Linked DNA regions of Homo sapiens: region 2 is linked to region 1. A link is a loop called in an ENCODE intact Hi-C map of the cell type or tissue named here. Cell type or tissue: prostate gland. All regions are shown on one strand. Each heading gives the region's core, and the rest is flanking DNA. Links, peaks and the distances in the headings are about the cores only.

Region 1 (11,130 bases), core at 1,683-9,682:
GAGAACTAATGGAGTCAGACCAGACTGCAAATTCCCATGCTGCCATGCAGGTAGATATTTCCTAGAGAATCAGAGAGTTCTGCTACTAATCCTCAAAAGGGGAAAACACTAAGTTATTTCAGACATCACCCAATGAAGATCTATCCCACTGCCCTACTTAGTCTTGACCCAACTACTCTAAATATCTATTTTACTGTTAAAACCTGGGAATCTCCCATTAATAGTAGAACTAATAAATAAATTGTGGTGTATTCCTACCTGCAGGGGTGGGAGGGAACAGTAGGGGCTTCCAGGGGATCTGGTAATGTTCTGATTCTTGTTCTCAGTGCTAGTTATTAGCGTGTGTTCAACTTCTAAGAATCCACTCTATGTACACCAATGATATGTGCACTTTTGGCATATATGTTATACTTGAATAAAAAGTTTAAAAATACACTATTATTTTTAAAAACAACCTGGAAATCGTTACTGCCATTCCCAGAACAAAGATCCTGGTATATTTTATTTGGATCAGTGCTGAACTTGCCAAGAAACCTATGGGATGATTTATATGGTTTGCAGGCCTTTAAACGTGAAAGGAAGGCAGAAGAGTAGAAAACAGGAGTAACCTAAATGCTTCAAAACCTAACTGCATGGGTTCACTTTTTATTTATTTATTTATTTACTTACTTATTTATGTCACCCAGGCTGGGGTACAGCGGCTTGATCATAGCTCACTGCAGCCTCAAACTCCTGGGCTCAAGCCATCTTCCCGCCTCAGTCTTGCAAGTGGCTTGGGACTACAGGTGTTTACCACCAGGCCTGGCTAATTTAAAAATTTTGTTGTGTGTTGGGGATAGAGTGTCATTATGTTGTCCAGGCTGGCCTTGAACTCCTGGGCTCAAGTGATCTTTCTGCCTCAGCCTCCCTAAGTGCTGGGATTATGGGCATGAGCCAACCACACCCAGCCCGTGGTCTCACATTCTAAGGAACTGCCCAGGTGGTGTACTTCAGAGAAAAGGATGTGGTAAGAGTGTCCAAACACAGCCACCCATTCCTAGCCCTCCCTATGGAGACTTAGATCACTGAGCATCTTACTTCCCTCTCTATCAAAGTGTTGGGTTTTTAAAAAATTTATTTAGTGAGTGTTGACCTAATGGCTTTGTTGTCACTGGAATTATATGTCTAAGGAAAGACACAATTTACAGAGGAGGAGAGTACCCAAAATATACAGCAACGACTGACAGCATTATTTTTTCTATTAGAAAGCAAAGTCAAACATTTATAGGTCACTCTCAGGTCACCCAGAGACAGGATGTGAGCCAAGTGATGACAAAGCCCATTTTCTGGAACAGGATGGCCACTATGTGAGCAGAGCACGTGGAGGCAGCAGAGCTGGATCTTTCTGTGTGCTGTTCATGGCAAGCTCTTGATTTGTCCAGACTCACGGTCAAACTCCCCTTGAGAAGCTGAGAACTTGCTCCACTCTAAGTTACCTCCAGACAGAATTTGAAATCCATGGCCGAGGTCATAATCCCCCACCTCTCCAGCCCTATGAGTTTTCCTCCCCTATCACTATCACTACCCCAGCTCTGTTAGCAACTTCACTCTGCTGTTTATATACACGAAACTGTGTGTATACACACATACTGCTGCCTGGAGTCAACTGGATATTTTCAAATGAACTGGTGATTTAACTGGATTCAGCTGTTACCAGTTTCTACACCAAGAGTTCTCTAACTGTTCTGGGGAACATCTATATTCAGGAACATTTACACAAACTCCTGAACAATAGGATGTATGGCCAAATACACTTGGGCTTATTAAAACCATATGTGGGTCAAATATGCCAGGCTTATTAAAAGTGTTTCCTTTTTTTTTTTTTTTTTTTTTTGTAGAGATTGAGTCTTATGCTGTCACCCAGGCTGGAGTACAGTGGCCCAATCATAGCTTACTGCAGCCTCAAACTCCTGGGCTCAAGTGATCCTCCCTCCTCAGCCTCCCAAGTTGCTGAGGGCACCCACCACCTTGCCTGTCTAATTTTTAAAATCTTTTTATTTTTTGTGGCGACAAGGTCTCACTATGCTGCCCAGACTGGTCTCGAACTCCTGGCCTCAAGTGGTCCTCCTGCCTTGGCCTCCCAAAATGCTAGGATTACAGGCATCAGCCCCTGCATACAGTCTAAATTTAGTTTTCTTTAGAATTTTTCAGAGACTTTGATATGCATTGTTCAGGAGGAAAGAAAGAGTCTTAAATCTTTTGTGCAGGAAATATATAGTAAATTCCTTAGGTAGCCCAGTTTAGGAAAACTGGTAAATTCATTCATTCAACAGATATTTATTAAGTACCTACACTGTCAGGCACTGTGCCAGGTACAAAGAGGGTGTATCTTTCTCAAGAATTTTCATAGCATTTTTAATCTAGTGACAAGAGAAGACACTCAACAAATAAACAAGACTGTTTCAGCCTGTGATAAGAAACATATGGAGGAAACAGCCACTTCAAAGCCTCTGTGGGGAGCTATGTGAGCTGGAACTTGAAGATAAAACATAAGTCAGCCACAGGAAGAGCCATGGGGAAAGTATTCCAGGCAGACAAGAGCAAGTGCAAAGACACAAAGACAAGAAAGATCTTGGCCTGCTTCAAGGGCAACCCAAGGTCAGCCAGCTGGAGGTGCTGAAGGAGGGTGATGGATGGAGACACTGGTAGAAAATGAGGTTGGAGAAGGTGCGAGTATTGGATCATATAGGGTCCTGTTATGCCACCATCTGGAATTAGGGTCTTAGTCTATGGATGATAAGAAGCCATTAGGGGCTGGGCACAGTGGCTCACACCTGTAATCCCAGCACTTTGGGAGGCTGAGGAGAGCGGATTATGAGGTCAGGAGTTCGAGACCAGCCTGACCAACATGGTGAAACCCCATATCTACTAAAAATACAAAAATTAGCCAGGCGTGGTGGCGCATGCCTGTAATTCCAGCTACTCAAGAGGCTGAGGCAGGAGAATTGCTTGAACTCGGGAGGCGGAGGTTGCAGTGAGCCATGATCGTGCCACTGCACTTCAGCCTCGGTGACAGAGCGAGACTCCGTCTCAAAAAAAAAAGAAGCCACTATGGATCTTTAAGCAGAGAGTTGCTGGCAAAGGAGATGGAAAGAAGTGGGCAGATTAGAGATGTCTTCTTGGAGGTAAAGTTGGTGGACTCTCCAGTGTTACTGTGTAGACTCACGGGTGCCTAAACCTGTTGTCTACGCTCTGCCAGTATTGCCTTGTGCTTGTGAGCCTCTGTCTCCTAACTCAGCTGCAAGTTCCCTCTCTCTAGGCTGTAAGCAGAAAGCAAGGAGTACTATCTGGGTATTGCACCCGGGTTCCACGTCTGGGCTCACACTCAGCAACTGTGTAAATGTGGGCAAGTCGCTTCACTTCTCTGAGCCTCCACCATGTTCTCTGTGAAATGAAACCAAAGGAGACTAAGTGATCTACTTGCAACACTGTGAGATCCATGTTCTATGCTTCTGATGGCAGCAGAACTAGATAGAAAAGAATAAGGAATTTGCCCCACACCCCTTGAGAGAAAGCAACGAGGAAATGTAAAAGGTCAAAGATTAGATATGCTGTTAGTTTTCACTTGACTGCTGTAACAATTTAGCACACAATGAGTGTCTTAAAACAACAGAAATTTTTTTTCTTTCATATTCTAGAAGCCAGGAGTATGAAATCAAGGTGTCAGAGGGGCTGTACTCCCTCCGAAGGCTGCAGGAGAAAATCTATTGCTTGCCTCTTCTACCTTTTGGTGGTTCCAGGAGTTCCTTGGCTTGTGATCACATCACTGAAATCTTAACCTACCTGGTCATACTGCTGCCTCTTCTTCTCTCTCAAAACTTCTCCTGCCTCTCTTCATACTTGTGATTGCATTTAGGGTCCATCTGGGTACTCCAGGAAAAACTCCTACTGTCAAGATTTAACTTAATCATATCTTATGTCATATAAAGTCATGTTCAATATTTTACAACATAAAATAATAGTCACAGTTTCTGGAGATAAGGACATGGGCGTGTCTTTTGGGGGATCATCCTTCAATCCATTGCATCTATCTATCAGTGATCACCCCAACCCAAATAAACCCGCATAATATTTTCAGGTATCCATTTTTCCTTTTTCCAGGGTCCCTATTCCATGACTTTTGTTTCTTTCATTTCTCCTTCATAGTGCTCAATATTGGGCTTTGCACAGAGTAGACGGTTACTCAATGAGTGCTGCTCCCAAAAGAAACTTCCAGAAACCCTTTAGTAAGAGTATCCTGGGCCAGGCGCAGTGCCTCACTCCTGTAATCCCAGCATTTTGGGAGACCAAGGCGGGCAGGTCACTTGATGTCAGGAGTTCCAGGCCAGCCTAGCCAACATGGCGAAACCCCCTCTCTACTAAAGATACAAAAAAATGAGCTGGGCGTGGCAGCATGATTCTGTAGTCCCAGCTATTTGGGAGGCCGAAGCACGAGAATCACTTGAACTGGGGAGGTGGAGGTTGCAGTGAGCCTAGATTGCGCCACTGCACTCCAGCCTGGGCGTCAGAGCAAGACTCTGTCATAAAATAATAAAAATAATTTTAAAAAAGAGTATCCTATCCATTTCCCTTAAAACTCGAAGTTTGGAAAATCAGCTTTACACCAGTTGATCTGTAAGGCACAAAAGAACATACTTAGCTAGATGTAAAGTGATCAAGATTTTAGTCCCTACTCTAAACCAACTTGTTTATGACCCTGGATAGACAGGTCCCTCCAGCTGTCTAGACATTTGCTTTCTAAAGAGAGGGACTTACTACAGTTGGCTTCCCCAGAAGCCCTTATACCACTTACATTCCACAAGAATTCAAGAATAAATATGGTCTTTCTCAGGATCCTTTGAAATACATTATTTCCTTTAAGTTACAGAAGAAAAACACAACCTTTTGCCCTATCCTACTGCATATTGGCATGAAGTAGCTGCCCTAGAAGAAGAAAAGGATGAAGTGAGGTAAAACATCTTCATTTTCCAGTCCTGATGGCCCAGATCTGAACACTTGGGGCTTTTGCAATAAGGAGGGTCAAGTTTCAAAGATCGCTATCTCTGCAGTAAGCACTATTACCGTTTTGGAAAAAGTTAACAGATCCTTCAGCCAGCAAATATTCTTAGGCTTAGCAACATATAACTAACTGGATGTCTGTTTCTGTCTTCTACCCTCATCCTGCCCATCTCCCCCACCTCCCCCTCCCAACACCCGACCATATCCTCTGGAATACTTCCTCCCGTAAATAATTTGAAGAGCCAAGCATTAATTAGAGAAGTTATAACAGAGAAATCAAAAGAGGCACAGAAATAGGAAAAGAATTATCCGGTCCCTTTCATCACACTCCTTTACTTGGGCCTTAAAGGAAATATAAGAACTTTTGGCCAGGCGTGGTGGCTCAAGCCTGTAATCCCAGCACTTTGGGAGCCCGAGGCGGGTGGATCACGAGGTCAGGAGATCGAGACCATCCTGGCTAACACGGTGAAACCCTGTCTCTACTAAAAATACAAAAAAATTAGGCAGGCGTGGTGGCGGGCACCTGTAGTCCCAGCTACTTGGGAGGCTGAGGCAGGAGAATGGCGTGAACCCGGGAGGCGGAGCTTGCAGTGAGCCGAGATTGCCCCACTGCACTCCAGCCTGGGCAATAGAGCAAGACTCCATCTCAAAAATAAATAAAATAAATAAATAAATAAATAAATAAATAAATAACTTATGCCAGGGAGAAAAAAACATAGCATTAACTGAGCACCTACTATATACCAGGCCTTTTCCTGGTTATCTTACCCTCACAACAATCTGTGAAATAGATATTACATCCCCTTTAACAGATATGAACATAATAGCCAAAAGGTGGAAACAACTGAAATGTCCATTGATAGATGAACGGATAAAGAAAATGTGATATATATATATATATATAATGAAAGATTATTCAGTCTTAGAAAGGAATGAAATTCTGATACATGCTGCAACATGGATGAACCTTAAGACATTATGCTAAATGAAATGAACGATATACAAAAGGAGAAATATTATATGATTCCACTTACATGAGGTACCTAGAACAGGCAAGTTTTATAGAGACAGAAAGTAGAGTAGTGATTACCAGGGGCCACATGGAGGGGAATGGAAGTTATCATTCAATGGGCACAGAGTTTCTGCTTGGGATGATGAACCAGTTCTGGAAATGGATAGTGATGATGGTTGTACAACATTGCGAATGTTCTTAATGCTACTGAACCGTACACTTAAAAATGGTTAAAATGGGCTGGGTGCAGTGGCTCAAGCCTGTAATCCCAGCACTTTGGGAGGCCGAGGCGGGCGGATCACGAGGTCAGGAGATTGAGACCATCCTGGCTAACACGGTGAAACCCCGTCTCTACTAAAAATACAAAAAAATTAGCCGGGCGTGGTGGCGGACACCTGTAGTCCCTGCTACTCGGGAGGCTGAGGCAGGAGAATGGTGTGAACCCAGGAGGCGGAGCTTGCAGTGAGCTGAGATCGCGCCACTGCACTCCAGCCTGGGCGACAGAGCAAGAGTCCATCTCAAAGAAGAAAAAAAAATGGTTAAAATGATAAATTTTATGTTATGTATATTTTACTATAATAAAATAAAAGGATATGGAAACTGAGAGACTGATTGTCTCAAGCCTCATAGCCACTATTAGGGGAAGCCAGGGTTTGAGCCCATCTGTGTGACATGTGATAAATTATCATATAGGAGGAAAAAATTAGTAGTGATAATACTGATCTCCAGACAAAGCAAAAACCTCCTATGAAGAAACCTTAGCTTCTCATGTCTACCCTGAGCTAATTTCCTGACCTGAGGTTGTTTTTCAGATGACAACTGGATGGGTGGAAAGAATGTTAACACATCACTCATTGAATATTATCTAGCCACATCCTCGTAAGTCCCTTCTGTAGATGGCCTTATCTGCTGTTTTATCCTGTGGATCTAACTCTGTTTGAACTTTGAGAATAATTAAAGAACTAAAAGAAAAATAAATAAAGCTCTGGAAGCTTACAAATAACAGCAATAACGAGAGTAAATAGAGTGATTCCCTTCAGCCAGTGTCATGGAATTTTCCAGGTCACTAGACTGTAGTGTGTAAGCTCACCATCCTTGTCTCCCATTCCTGGGTATTTGGCACAATACCTGTCCAATAGCCATATTTGGCAATGTTTTAATGAATTGAATTACAATTTGAAACTTTAACCCCAAACCTGATAGGAGAGACACTCCTTCTTTCCAGTCTCGGTACTGAATAATCTGGTCTCCAACAGAAATCACTGATCTGAGATTTTCTTGTGGTTGTTGTTTCCCTGTCTATCACCATTACATACAGAGACTAACCGTCCTTTTTCTTACCATGTCCTGGGGATCTTTATCAAAAGACCACTTAAGAAAGTTTAAGTACTGCAACCTTTCTTGGTAATAATAACAGCTAATCTTTACAGAGTGTGTACTAGTGCCAGGCAGGGCTGTTAAGACATTATATTAGCAACTCATTTAATCTCCACAGCTCTATGAGATAGTCAGTAATATTCTTCTCACTTCAGTGATGAAGAAACTGAAAAGCTTGCCCTGGATCAGACAGCAGTTGAAGCAAGCTGTCATTCCTAGTCACTTTGCCTTGCTACTCAAAATATTCCATTATATAATGGAGATTTCTCAAGCAGAGAACATGAGACCATGTCAAGAGCAATTTTTTTTTTTTTTTTTTTGAGACAGAGTCTCATTCTGTTGCCCAGGCTGGAGTCCAGTGGTGCAATCTTGGCTCACTGCAACTTCTGCCTTCTGAGTTCAAGCAATTCTTCTGCTTCAGCCTCCCAAGTAGCTGGAATTACAAGTGCACGCCATCACGCCTGCTAATTTTTGTATTTTTTAGTAGAGATGAGGTTTTGCCATGTTGGCCGGGCTGATCTCGAACTCCTGACCTCAGGTGATCCACCTGCCTCGGCCTCCCAAAGTGCTGGGATTAGAGGCATCAGCCACCGCGCCCGGCCCCAAGACCAATTCTTGACAAGCCTGCAGTGAATTACTTCATTTCCAAGAAATGCCAAAAACAGACCTGATGCAAGCTTATAATCAAAAACCCCTACCTGAATTCTAGATTATTTAGTGCTTTCGTGGTTCACACAATTCAAGCCTTCCCTTTATTACTTCTTAAATATTCATTAATGCAGTTACTGCTATTGCTGAAACTCCACCTTTTAGGAAGTTTTATAATAATAAAATGATGTCATTCCTACCAGAATATATCTCAGTTTTTGATTGAGGGGTCAGTTCATTTTGTTTTGATGGTAGGAAGGGGAAGCAGTCAAGTGGTCTGAGTATATCTAGACATTTGTTCAATCCTCTACAATTAACGACTGTGGGGCCTAAGAGACATAATTTTTACCTCTCTGGGCCCTTCTCTTGTGAAATTAAGAGTTTCACAAAATTATAAGATCTTTTCCAACTTAGACTTGCTGTAACCAGCACTCAAAATAATCGGTTTCACAACCAATCTGTTCTATTTTATTCAATTATGAATTTTTTAAAGAAAGTCTCTCAAGGCTGGGCAAATCACTTTCCTTCTAAAGTTTTATATGGTCTTACTTTAAAAGTATCCCCCATAGCTGCTCCCTGCCTTCCTTCCACCCTAGGAGTCTGTTCATCTGGTAACCAAGTGCTGAGACCCCTTGTGATCTGAGGCAGGACGTTCAGGGTTGGAGCAGGGGGACATTTGGGGAAACTTTAAAGGGTGAGTCATCCCTCAGGCCAGAAATGGTCAGGATTGGCATGCTAAGTTCAAGTCTCAACCTTCACTTCCTGAATTTCATTTTCCACCAAGAGTAGGAAATACACTCTGTAAATCTTCAACTACCTACATGTTAGCAGAAGTGAGATTGGTGAGGGGGGTGCACAAGAATTCTGCTTAAATCTGTTCAGTCTCCAAAATCATACCCAACAAAGAGTCTTTCCATCCTAAGATTAGCAAGTGACCAGGCCAGCACCTTTCCGTGGTTAAGAGGCAGGAGAATAGGGTCTGGAGATGGAGAACTTAAGGCCAATTCGTGTTGAATGAAGGAAAAACACCAAGGTTTGGGGGCAGGGAATCTGAGGCCAATTTGTGCTGACTTTCTAAAAGAGAAAACACAAAGGTCTGGGGGCAGGGAGTCTAAGGTCAATCCATGCTGACTTCCCAAAGGTGGATCAAAAGGAAAACACCTGGGTCTGGGGGCAGGGACCCTAAGGCTAATTAATGCAAACTTCATAAAGCTAAACCAAAAGGTAAAACCCCATCTCCCCAAGCCCCAGTAGCAAAGGGTCAAAGGTTACTCTCCCTACAACCCTCCTTCTTCCACCACGTCTCAGACGTAAAGGGAGAGTGCCTTGGATTGGCCTCAGGCCAAGCAGGGACAATCCCTTCATCTGCACAGAGAACCAATTCACCTCAGCCTTTAATTAGCCACGGACCAAATCCTTCATCCAGATAAGGGGTAATGGATAAGAACCTCAAAAGGCACACTTAAAACCCAGAAAACTTTGTAACCAGGCCCTTGAGCCGCTTGCTCCGGCCCACCCCCACCCTGTGGAGTGCTTTCTCGCTTTAATAAATTCCTGTTTTTGCCTCTTTGTTCCTGTGTCATCTTCGTTACTTTGCTTTGCATTTTGTCCAGTTCTTTGTTCAAAACGCCAAGAACCTGGACATCGTACACTCAAGGCCATCCTTCTGGTAACAGAGTTGACATGGATTCTAATCCTCTACCAGAATTGTTGAAACTGAGCCCTTGGTTTGATTTCCACAAGTTCCGGGCAGGCCTCGATTACCCTACATTTCAGGTGGAAGTTTGCCTGGAGGCAAATTGCGGTGCAGGCGACCCGCAGACCTGGGTAATAAGCCCAGCCGCAGAGCAGAAGGCTGTACTCCCATCTGCCTGCCCACCCTCTGCCCGTCCTCAGCATTTTCTCGCTAAAGAAAAGGTTTTTAGCAAAAGTAACTTTGCATTGTGATTGATTTTTCATCTTTATTTTACAGACAAACTAACCTAAAATAAAACACTAAAAAATATTCCCAATGGAGGCATCTCCAACCTTCTTTAGAGGGGATTTAAAGTTGCCAGTATTGTTTGTTGTCATTGTAAGTTTTTAAATTATATACAGTATACATGTCAACTTCAAGATGTAGCACTAAAACCAGAGCCTCTGGTGCAGAGGGAGTCCCTGACAACCCCCATCCAGAACATCAGCTATGGGAAATGGGGACCTGGCCATGGCAAAGCTTGGATGGGGATGTGGAAAGGCCTCCTTATACCAGCATGATAGTGCAAGGCTTGCTCAGAGGCTAACCCGCTTCTCTATCCCCATCCTCCAACCAGGACATCCTGCACTGGTTATTTCTAAATCAGGACCAAAGGCAACAAAGTGTAAACTCTACATTCCATTCCTTATGTAAGAAAGCCCTGTGAAAGTTTCCTTCCTGGCAAGAGAGAAAGTGGAGGAGCGTCAAGGAGTTGTCAGACTCCTTAAGGACTGCACATTTTAAAGGAGAATTATCCCATCTTCAATTTTCCCATGGAAAGAGCCTTCAGAAGGAGACTGATCAGGGCCATGCATCATGTCCCAATGCATCATCAGCTGCAACAAAGCAATTCTGTTTTAAATGAGGTTGGGAAGTAATGCACATTAATATCTCTCTTGCAGAGTCACGCTGTGTGTTAGCATGTTAAGGGTTCTGAGAAGAACTACTGTAAGACAACTTGTTTATGTTTAACGCAAGATTTCCAAAAGCCTTTTGACAGTCTTTGTTCTCTCTTTTATGTAACACCTATTAACATCTGTTCTGAGGAATACACATTGGGAAATGCTGGTGTAATGGAAAATCAGAAAACCTTTGAAGTCAGAAAACCAAGGTTGGAATCACCGCTTGATCCCTTGCTTGCTGTGGGGCCTTAGGAAATCGTCTTAACCTCCCTGAGTCTCTGTTTTGTCATCTTCAGAATTAAGCTAATAACTCCAACCTCATAAGGCTACTGTGAGGATGAAATAAGCAAGCTTATTGCTTGGCATCTGATAAATGGTAACTTAGTATTAACAAAAGTGACACCTTATGGAGTGGAGGT
Region 2 (11,130 bases), core at 2,056-10,055, 170 kb after region 1:
TCACTAATACGCACTTGTGGTTCAGGATATTAATTTATATATACACAGTTAAAATCTTTAAAAACTATTTTGTCCTCAAGTTAACTCTGTGTCCCAAAATTATGTTTGCATAATTAATCTGTTTGGTAATATTTTTTCTTTTTAAATTAAAAATATATATATATAATGTAGAGATGGGGTCTCACTCGGTTACCCAGGTTGGTCTTGAACTCTTGGCCTCAAGTGATCTTCCCACCTTGGCCACCCAAAGCACTGGGATTACAGGTGTGAGCCACTGTGCCCAGCTAGTAATATCTTTCTTTATAAAGAAGACAAAGATATAAATTTTAGTTTAACCAATTCAAGATAAAATGATCATAAAATCTCAATCAATGCAATGCTACTGTCAGGCAAGTGAGAGGTTCAAAGGAGAAATAAAATAAGTAGACCTAAATTGCTTCTTTATACCTAGTTTGTGTAATACTGAATCTTCCTGTCATCAGTCTTCCAGGAAGCCAATAACTAAATATCATTATCTGGCCTACTATGTTTGGGTAAATTTCACTTATAATGTTAAAAATAACTTTTTTGACATGAATATAAATATTATTTTTAAATCATTTAGTTGTCACTGCCCATTTGAAATAAACATGCTTTAGATTTTATGAGGAAAAAAGATACTCACTTCCCCAGGAAGGTGTACTAATACAAAGAAATCAATCATAATGAAATGAATTTTATGAAATTCTTACAAGGTCAGTTCTGCAAATTTCTCTCTTCTTGTCTTCAGGAACTCTTTCAAGGCTTTATTTCCATCTTTACATTTTATATTACTTACTCTTTCCTCTATAAATCTTTCAATGGCCTTTGGCCTTTTAAAAACAATACTATTTTGATCCAGTACTAATTGGATCTGAGATCTCTGTCCTGTTTTCATAGTTCTCTAGTAAAAGCCTGCATGGTCTCCTTCAGTGTTACTAACTCAGCCCACATCATAATGACTAAGGTGAATTCAGTCTTCTGCTCAATCCTCAGGGCAGGCTGAGTTTAACTGTTTGCCACTATCCTTAAAATAACCCCTCATATCTTGGGGTATTGAGATTTCTGTTCTGGGTAATCTGATTACTGCATATCTAGATGATCTTGTTCATCTGGTTTGCTGCATTGATTCCCATTGGTCAGGGCCTGGTGGCATCCTTCCCCCAAACAAACCTTCGCCACTCAAATCAATTCAAGAGGCATTTATTGGGTACAAATGGACAGGCGTGCTTAACTCTTTCCATTAAGTGCAGAAGCACTTAGAGAGCAGTGATGAGACTTTCCTGCTCTACTGTCCATGCCTGGGTTCCACAGCAAAGACACCACAGCAGACTGTTACCCAGAGCTAATTAGAAAAGAAAGCATTGCTCTTCCCCACTCAAGGAATTTCTGCCAAAGCATTTATTTCTGCTGATCCATTTATGCAATTCCACTTTCTAAGAGAACATTTTGTCACAGATGATTTAGTGTTGTAGCTCCCTGAAGCATCTTTCTGTAGCATGCACTCATTGTTTTTAGGAATCTAGGGTCTCCCAGGCAAAATTTGAGAGGCAACAGGGTTTAATAGCCACAAGCCATGTCTCATTATAAGACCTCAAATTCCAAAGCATTCTTCCAAAGATCATTAAGGAAACAAATCCCAGATTAAACTTCTAAAAACGAAACTTTTACGAACCCTGTGTGACAGGGGAGCTGTGTAGTTTTTCAGGAAAGAAAATGAGATTGGATGGGTAGTGAGTTAAGAGAGTAACATTAGTTTGTAAAAGTCAGAAAAGAAGGAAAACCAACATTTTAGGAATTTCCACATTCGGTCATGGAGTCTGTACCCACCACAAGCCAATTTAACAGAAACAAATACTATAGTTTCTCCCCCAGCAGACACTCGATTCTGCCAACACTCCTGTAATTGTCTACTCTATGTAGCTGGAGGTGAAATTGCCCACCTTGACAGCTATTTTCTATTTAAGTGAACTAGATTGGGTTATGGCAACTCTTTCAGCCTTCTGAAATCTTGGCTTGATATCAGAGCACACTTCAGGGGGTGCTTGAGCAAGTCATTTCATGCACTTGACATTCAGCAGTCCAACCCCCCCCAATCCGATCCCCTCCCACAATGTCCCTTTCCTTTACTAGTACTCCCAATATGAAACACACACACACACATCCCATATCTAAGCATGATGTACAGTTCTGTTTTCAGGGAAGAAGGGAGCCACAAATACAAGGTCAGGACTCAAGAATGCAAAACTGTAATAATGACTCCTTTGTTTCCCAGGAGTAAAACTGATTTAAGCTAGCCAGAAACTTGGCTAAGTATTTTTAGCTTGATATTACTGCCCCAGGTAATCCTTACAATCAGGTACTATTTGTATCACTGAGACATTAACCTTCCCACCCCCACCCACAAACCCAAATGCACGCATGCCCACGTACACATGCGCGCGCACACACACACACACACACACACACACACACACATACACATAACATCTGGTTCAATATACTTATTTGCAAACCTAGTAAGCTGTATAAAATAGAGGCATTTAAAAGTGATGAACGTTAATGAGTTGGGTTTATTAAAATCTATTTTTCTACTCCTATGAGACCAGGCCTGCTTTTGGACTTTTAAATTCTGAACCAGTCAAATCCCTCAAACTATTTCCTTGCCAAAGAGTGTTTCCCCCAATCACCAAAATTATGGGTTTTATAAATGAAACCTAAACCCTGTGTTTTTGAATTACTTTCTCTAGATCATTAGAACATCGTGTTTTGAAAAGCTGTTTGATGTTCAAGGGAGAGTATTTATTTTCAAAATAATAAAAATAAGGAAATCCTGGCTTGCCAGAGGAAACTATTGTCAAGTTTCTAAAAATGTTTCAAATCCAACCTTGAACTCAAGTGGAAATGTTCACATGCACTTTCCTGCTGAAAAACCTTCAATGGCTCCCTATTGCCTACTGGATAAAGTTCAAGCTCTGCAGCCTGGTACTCATGAAGTTGTCAGCCTGACTGGCACCAACCTCTCTGACTCATCTCCCTGACTCCTTCATATGAATTTTCTGCACCAGCCAAATTGGATCTACACCCTGTTGCCTAAAACACCCTGTGGGCATTCCTGCCTCTATAACTTTGTGGGGCATTAACCTCTCCAATCTGGCTCTCTCACCCCTCCTTCCGGGCCCATCACAGGCTACAACTCTTCCAAGAAGCCTCGCCCCAGGCACCTTTGCCTTGAGCAAAGGCTTCTTCCTGTGAGGTCTGGCAGCTCTTATTGGCTATACTGCTCCCTTATTTATATTCATTTTCTTGATTAATCTTTCAACCTCCTCTTTTCAGCAGATATTGGAGGCCTCTATATACCCGTCATTTGACACTGAGAACATGCTAGTTTGTCCTGTCACTCATCACTTTGCCTAAAAGTCTTATCTTCCCTACTAAATCACTGTCTCTTGAAACTAGCAGCCAAATTGTACTCTTGTCTCTCTTCCTCAGGGTGCACAAATCAAAACACCAAAGCACAGAGCAAAAACAGATGCTATTTCTGGGACCATACACCTTGCTCTTCGCCTCCTAAAACCTCCTCTGTTGCTTTCTCTTTAATTTTTAATTTTAGATACAGGGTTGCACTCTGTTACCCAGGCTGGAGTGTAATGATGCAATCAAGGCTCACTGCAGCCTCGAACTCCTGGGCTCAGGCGATCCTCTTGCCTCAGCCTCCCAAGTAGCCAAGACTACAGGCACGTGCCACCATATCCAGCTAATATTTTTAAAAAAATATTTTGTAGAGATGGGTCTTGCTATGTTGCCCAGGCTGCTCTCAAACTCCTGGTTTCAAGTAATCCTCCCACATCAGCCTCCCAAAGTCCTCTGTTGTTTTCTAATCATGGTATCATTTCTTAGAGAAAAGTAACTGAACTGACTTATGGTAAAGGCTTGGCTACTATGTACAGGGCACCAAGCTGGATCTTTCTTGCACAGTAGCTTTAGAAAGCTCACAAAAACCCAACAAGGATGTTGCTTTGCAGAAGAGACAATCAAGGTTCAGAAAGATTAAGGATTTACTCATTAAAGAACCCCTTGGGGAGAGGAGGAATTATTATTCTGGAATGCTTATGTAAAGTCTTGCTTGCAAGCCGGAGGATAAACTGAACCTTCTCCTTCTGAAACACCATAACATACCTTTATGGTTTCCTTACCCCCAAGGTCACTATATTGCCTTTAAATATAATTATTAATGTCTATTGTTAAAAATTCAATGGTAGCAGTAACTGACTGATCTATTAGCAAATATGACATGGAAGAAATCTAATCAAGAACTTCTTTGGGCAGGGCACAGTGGTTTCCACCTGTAATCCCAGCACTTTGGGAGGCCAAGGTCGGTGGATTGCTTGAGCTCAGGAGCTCAAGACCAGCCTGGGAAACATAACAAAACCCTGTATCTATAGAAAATACAAAAATTAGCCAGGTGTGGTGGTGCATGCCTGTAGTCCCAGCTACTTGGGAGGCTGAGGTGGGAGGATCTATTGAGCCTGGGAGGTTGAGGTTGTGGTGAACCATGATCGCGCCACTGCTCTCTAGCCTGGGCCACAGAGCATGACCCTGTCTCAAAAAACAAACAAACAAAAAAACTTCTTCAAAATGCATTTTGTTTATTTAATCCCATGAGCCAGGAAGAATGAGTAAAGGGTACAGTTAGCTACTCAAGGTCACCTAAAATTCAAAGGCTAAGAGAAGGGCAAGCAAGACTTGGCAGAGAAGCAGGAGAGAAATCCAAATTTCTTGACCAGTGTTCTTAATTAGCTAGGAAGGGAAAAGTATCAAGACTCTTTCTGAGCCCCACGCTTGGTCCTCCCATGGGAAATGAGATTAGATGGTGGTGAAGGTGCTGCTTGCAGCAGCTGTTATTAAGCACTTGCTGTGTGCGAGGCACTGTGACAATTACTCTGCATGCATTGGCTCATATGACCTTCAACAGTCCTATGAGGCAGGTCCAATGATTATTCCAAAGTTCCGGATGAGAAACTGAAAGCTCAGAGCATTTAAATGACTTGCCTGAGATCGTGAGCAGCTAATGAGTGGCAAAGTCAGGATTCACACTCAGGCTGTTTTGTTTATTCAATTCTGTGCTCTAAAAAACATTACTGCTATATTGCCCGTATAGACTGGTGTCTCAAACACAGGACATTCTGACAGACATTGTGCATGGTGAGACAGAGGCACCTAAGTCTGAGGGAAATTTAAATTTATAGAAAAACAGTGGTTTAGTAGCTTTAGGACAAGACATTTGCTGGGGGAGGGCCAAATACTATAATCAATATTAGCTGTGACCAATATTCTCACCCACACCCATTACAGAATCAAACACAGGCCCTGTACCTCTCTAATATGTTATTTTCTACTTTTTTTCATCTTATTACTTTCTCTACTACCTTCCCTCTTACCTCCATTTTCATTGCTGAGACATAAAAAATGATTCCTGGGTAAAAGTGATTAGTGCTAATTGGAAGAGAGGTTTCTGAGAAACCTAATAAATCACGGCTGTCTTCCCCTCCTCTGGCTTTCTACATTAGGATGTTATCAAGGGTTTTTTTCTTCCCACCTCCCCCACCCCCTTTCCTTCTCCTCCACCTAATTCTGTCTTTATATTGCTATTTTTCTAGTCTGGTAGGCACAGTGCTGAACTGGAAAGACTCTGCCAAGACCCTTGGCAGGAGCTGGCCTCCAGGAATCCTGCCCACCGCAGCAGTGCAGAGAAGACAGGGCCTCTGGGCAGACAGGCAGGAGAGAGGGCCAGGTTTGGGGTCTGGCTAGAATGTTGGACAGAACAGGTTTCCCTGGCATCTGAACTGCCCTCCAGAGCTCAGCTTTCTCATGCCAGGGTCAGGATTACAATTGCTTGCTGGCACTTGCTGTCATTCTCCTGGGAAGGGAAGCGAGGGGGAGGAGGGAAAAAAAAAAAAAAAAGCAAGCCAGCACACCACACAGCGTTGGGCAAGCTCCACAGGGCACAGCCACGTGCCTGGAGCACACGGTCATGCAGGCAGGCAGCCAGGGTTGCCAGGGCTCACACGAGAGCTGGGGGACTGGGCACCCAGACAGTGGCTGTTTCCACATTGGCAAAACAGGAGTTGGTAACCCAGAAGCCATGCTGCGGGGTTAACATCAGGGAACCGATTCGTCCCAACCCAGAAGGAAGAGAAAGGTCAGGCTGTAAGTGTTGGACATGATGGGAAAGAAAAAAAATGCATGAAAGCATGTCCTATTTTTGCAGAGGGAAGGGGACTGGATAAATAAATCCCTAAATAGAAAACAGGGATTGGGAATCCAGTCATTCCTTTCTGTACCTCATGCCACTGACACCATAACAGCTGAATGCACCCAGTACTCGTGCAATACACACTGGCCAGACTTGTCACATGCGATCTTATTTAACCCTGCCAAAACCCCAAGGGAGAGGGACCATTTATAATTTCCATTGTATTGACGAGTAAACTGAGGCTTAAAGGGTTAAGAAATTGACACAAAGTTACACGGCAAGCCAGGGGTGGGTCCAGGATGTAAACCCAAGCCCCTGAGCCCAGAGCCTACAATCCTAACCACCAAGTTGCCTTGCTTTCCAGACATACCCAAAAATACCTTTTGCCACAGGCTTGGGACTACTATCCTGTGAATGTCAGCAAGCCTGTCCTCTACAGGGATCCGTGGAGAAGATAAACTCTACAAGAAACAGAAAAATGTCTACCTGTCTCCAGAACCATGCAGACTCCCTCCCCTTCAGGATCTCCTAGCCCCTGATGAATGAACAGCACTTCCAAGATGCTTGAGACACCGGGCACAGCTACTATCAGTCATGGCGCTCCCAACCTGCAGACATTATCAGTCTGCTGGACTGGAAAGATACACGAACTGCACGCCCTTAAGCGGAGCTTCACCTCATAATATTGGGAAAAGTAAGAGAATCCTCTGACCTTCCATAAACCCAGAATCACCTGCACAGAACTTCCCTCCATCATTACTCAGATTCCCAGGCCAGCGTTTTCCTTCCATACCCAAACCTTCTCACAAGGAAGGTCGGCAGAAACAGAATACAAACTCCATATTGCAAAGGTACAATGGGTTCTCCCCCACCCCCGCTCCTTTTGTGCCACCCACTTATGCCATCCTTTTCCCACACACAACCACATGGAAGGGTTTTCACTTTACTCTGTAACCAGCCTTCATCATAACCCAGTCTCCGTGCTCAGAACTAGAAAGACAGCCTTCTTAATTCTCAGCGGAATATGGGCCTAACAGTGGTAGGACACCCCCCAGCTATTCAAAGAAAAACCACCAGAGGAAATAATTTCAAATCTGGCTTTACAAGCATGTAATATAAAAATAACTCTGCCTTTGTCTGCTATAGATGACTTTCCCTAAAGGGATGGCTGTCCTTAAAGCAATCGCTCAATTCTCATGGCAAACAGATTCTTCTTTTTCCAGTACCCAGCACATATTCGTCCCTCCAGGAGAGCACCCCCACATCCCACCTCTGACAGTATCTAAAATGCAAACATTGAAGTCATCAGAATGACTCCTGTCATCTCTGCTGGCCTAGGAACATTCAGGACACTGCACCTTGGATGACCGAGGAGCCCCTGCAGTTAGCTCTGGCCTCCAAGAACCACTACTCTTCCCTTCATTAAGATGTCAGCCCAGAAAGCTTGGTGATCCCACAATAGCCACAACAGGTTTTAATGAATCCCTGGATTGTTTCTTGAAAGAAAACTGGATTTCTTCAGATATTTGATTCATTCTTTGATCAGACAGTTAGAGGAATAGGGATGGGGTGCTCAAGATAAGAAAGGGGTTGGGGCAGTCATGGTAAATAGTATGAGAATTCACAAAAATGGGCCAGGTTGTGGTGGCTCACGCCTGTAATCCCAGCACTTTGGGAGGCCGAGGGGGTGCGGATCACTTGAGGTCAAGAGTTTGAGACCAGCCTGGCCAACATGGTGAAACCCCGTCTCTACTAAAAATACAAAAATTAGCCGGGCATGGTGGTGAATGCCTGTAATCCCAGCTACTAGAGAGGCTGAAGCAGGAAAATAGCTTGGACCCCGGAGGTGGAGGTTGCAGCGAGCCAAGATTGTGTCACTGCACTCCAGCCTGGGTGATGGAGCTAGACTCCATCTCAAAAATAAATAAACAAATAAGTAAATAAATAAATAAATATTCACAAGAATGCTCACCTTGTCATTCCAAGACATCCTTGGGGTAGACCTAGAAATGCATACTTTATCAGCTCATGGTTTCATTGCCCTTCAACCAAACAAGAAGCACTAACACCACAACGGAGCATAGCTCAAAAGATGCATGCTGAGTGAATAGCCAAAAACAATTGTTTGGTAAACTACTCTGCAATTATCTCCTGATTAGCCTGATGGCTTAGTTTTATTAACTAAAGTGTATAATTATGCTCTTATTAATATTCTATTTCTTCTTGGCAACCCAATGTCCCCTGACCTTCTTAAAAGTTTTGCCATAAAGCATTGCAGGTAGTTTATCCATGCGTGTGACAGGGTCCTAAAGTAAGTCCAGATTTTGCTGTCCAAATTGAAGTTCTAGACCAGTGGTTCTCCACCGGGAGTGACTGTATTATGCCCAGGGGACATTTGGTAGTGACTGAAGACATTTTTACTTGTCACATCTGGGGCACTGGGGGTCCTACTTGCAACTAGGAGGTAGGGGCCGCGATGCTGCTAAGCATCCTATAAAGCGTAAGACACAAGATTTACCCAAGGCCGGGCGCGGTGGCTCACGCCTGTAATTCCAGCACTTTGGGAGGCCGAGGCGGGCGGATCACGAGGTCAGGCGATCGAGACCATCCCGGCTAAAACGGTGAAACCCCGTCTCTACTAAAAATACAAAAATTAGCCGGGCGTGGTGGCGCTACACGGGAGGCTGAGACAGGAGAATGGCGTGAACCCGGGAGGCGGAGCTTGCAGTGAGCTGAGATCGCGCCACTGCACTCCAGCCTGGGCGACAGAGCGAGACTCCGTCTCAAAAAAAAAAAAAAAAAAAAAAGATTTACCCAAAACATTAACAGTGCCAAGGTTGAGAAACACCAATCAAGACTGAAATTATACAGCTCCCAGAATGACCAAGGCTACATCTGTGCTCTTCCCTTCTGAGGACTTATTTTCCTCAAGATTAACTTGGTACTTCTATTCTGGTCACTCCTGTGAGCCACACAGAATAATCAAGAACTTTCTCCTTTTTCAGGTTTGCTTGCAATATCCATCCATCAGGCCAACATCTCTTAGAATTTTATTTTGCATCTTTATAATGATCAACAATCTATGAACAGCAGAGTGTTATTTTACCTGAGTTTGGTATTTGAAGACGAGGTTTAACTTTTTTCCTTTTCTATGAGGACTATCGAGTTTTCAACTCCAAGAAGGAAACTATGTTGAAGTGTGTTTCCATTATTTAAAATAAGACATTTAAATGGAGAACTTATTTCTAGACCCTCAGTGTTCCCTTTGATCCCAGTGTCTTTCCACCAGAACCTTACAAAATGACATCCCCTGAAACTCAGGAGTTCTTTGCTATGCATTGCAACTCTGATTGGGCATTCCAAGCCTTCTGAGAGTCACTGATCAATACTGACTCTAATGAGCTCTGACAAATGAGTTTTCAAGCTGCTTCAAATCCCAAAACCCCAATTTTTGACTCTCAGTAGGAACCAAGGTGTGAACACCCAATATGTGCAGGTCTCCTGGGAAAAAATATAGTATTCCTAACATGGTACACATCCTAAATTTGGTAGGGGACTAAGAAATACTTGTCAGTTGATTACAAGTGTTGGTCAAAATACCCCAATCCAGTAACTACTGGGCAAAATCTCCTGACATTTCTCTCCAGAGGAAGGGTTATATACAGTACCTAGTTACCTTACGAAGATATTTCAGAAGACAGGGATTGAAATAAGTAATAAAAGTTGACACATACAACAATGATCACAATTGCTTCCACAAATAGAAGACTCATTGCTAATCAGTTGACCCTTTATACGTATTATCTCTAATTTTCACAATAACTCAATCAAATAGAAATTGTATCCTTCTACAAAAAAGGAAACTGAGGCTCCAAGAAATGATGTTGCTTTCTAAGGTCACACAGCTACAAAGTGGTGATTCTCAGTCTACAGAGCACAATGACCGAGGCATAACTGTGTCTCTCACTGGGGCTCTGTTCCCTTCTCTCCTGGCTGTTTTCCCACTTTGAAGGGTTATTCATTTTGTTGCTTGTTCCTACAAAAAAATTGAAGATAGTGGTACCGCACATTCTAAGTAGCAGGGGATCAGGATCACATAAAGGCATGTTTTCCCAAGCTCCCACAGCCTCCAGGGGTGGCTGGAGGCTAAGAATTAATTCCATTCCAGCCAGTGGCCTTGAGTTATAATTCAAAGTGAATTTTGGAGAAGGGGCCAGCACACAGAGGTCTGAAAGGAGGAACTTCAATATGAATATATCGAGGCAGGGGTATTCTCTTCCTCCTTTACATCATTTCCTTCCATTTAAATCTTGCTCCATGTGCCACAGAAATTTCTACAAGAGTCGAGGACACGGAGTTCAGTAACAATCTCTAGCACAAGTTTCGCATTGTCCTGCTTTCTGTCTTCCCCCACAGCTAAGGCCCTCAGCTCTGTGACCTTCCGGATGATTTATCTGGCTGAATCTTTGTTCCTGGTTACCTGTGCACATGAAATCGTCTTTCTTCCTGTTCATTTGGTACTACAGGGTGCTAAAGGCATGAATTCAAAGCTCCTTCAATCTGTGTTTATATCTGAGCATTAGCAGTGGGTTTTGAAGTACTGGTCATTTCAGGTGATATTTTTGTGTACTATTTCAAGATCATTTACAGCTGACCTTGCAGCCTTGTGGGCTTTGATACAGGTGGACTGAGTGTGATAGACAGATGAAAATGAAAAAAAAAAAAAGATAAGAACAGTTGGGTTTATGGGAATAGCAACGAGAGAGATGGAGTCTGGTCCTGAAGAAGGCTCAGAAACACAATATGAGAGCCTGCTTTTAGATTCTACTTCTCAGCTAATGACAAAACAAGATGAA

What was found. Hi-C counts contacts between places; a loop is a spot of excess contacts. Peaks named below come from ENCODE experiments on the same cell type or tissue, not always from the same donor. Only the 100,000 strongest peaks of a DNase experiment are listed, where the experiment ranks them.
Region 2: a loop joins it to region 1, with 4 times the contacts of the local background. A loop is called at or near these places in 2 of 110 quality-filtered maps.

The regions. Positions count from the first base shown.
Region 1 is chr17:55,442,846-55,453,975 of GRCh38, reverse strand. It overlaps SMIM36 (small integral membrane protein 36), which reads left to right. Exons shown (of 5, transcript NM_001395421.2): 5 at 3,678-4,120. Among named protein-coding and RNA genes, the nearest start is that of MMD, 27 kb to the right of the region's middle. In prostate gland, for the core only: no CTCF peak of the experiment used is centred there; a DNase peak (open chromatin) is centred at 5,055; H3K27ac peaks cover 1,361 bases.
Region 2 is chr17:55,268,608-55,279,737 of GRCh38, reverse strand. All of the region lies in intron 2 of HLF (HLF transcription factor, PAR bZIP family member), which reads right to left. Among named protein-coding and RNA genes, the nearest start is that of HLF, 9.2 kb to the right of the region's middle. In prostate gland, for the core only: no CTCF peak of the experiment used is centred there; DNase peaks (open chromatin) are centred at 3,097 and 5,917; H3K27ac peaks cover 5,477 bases.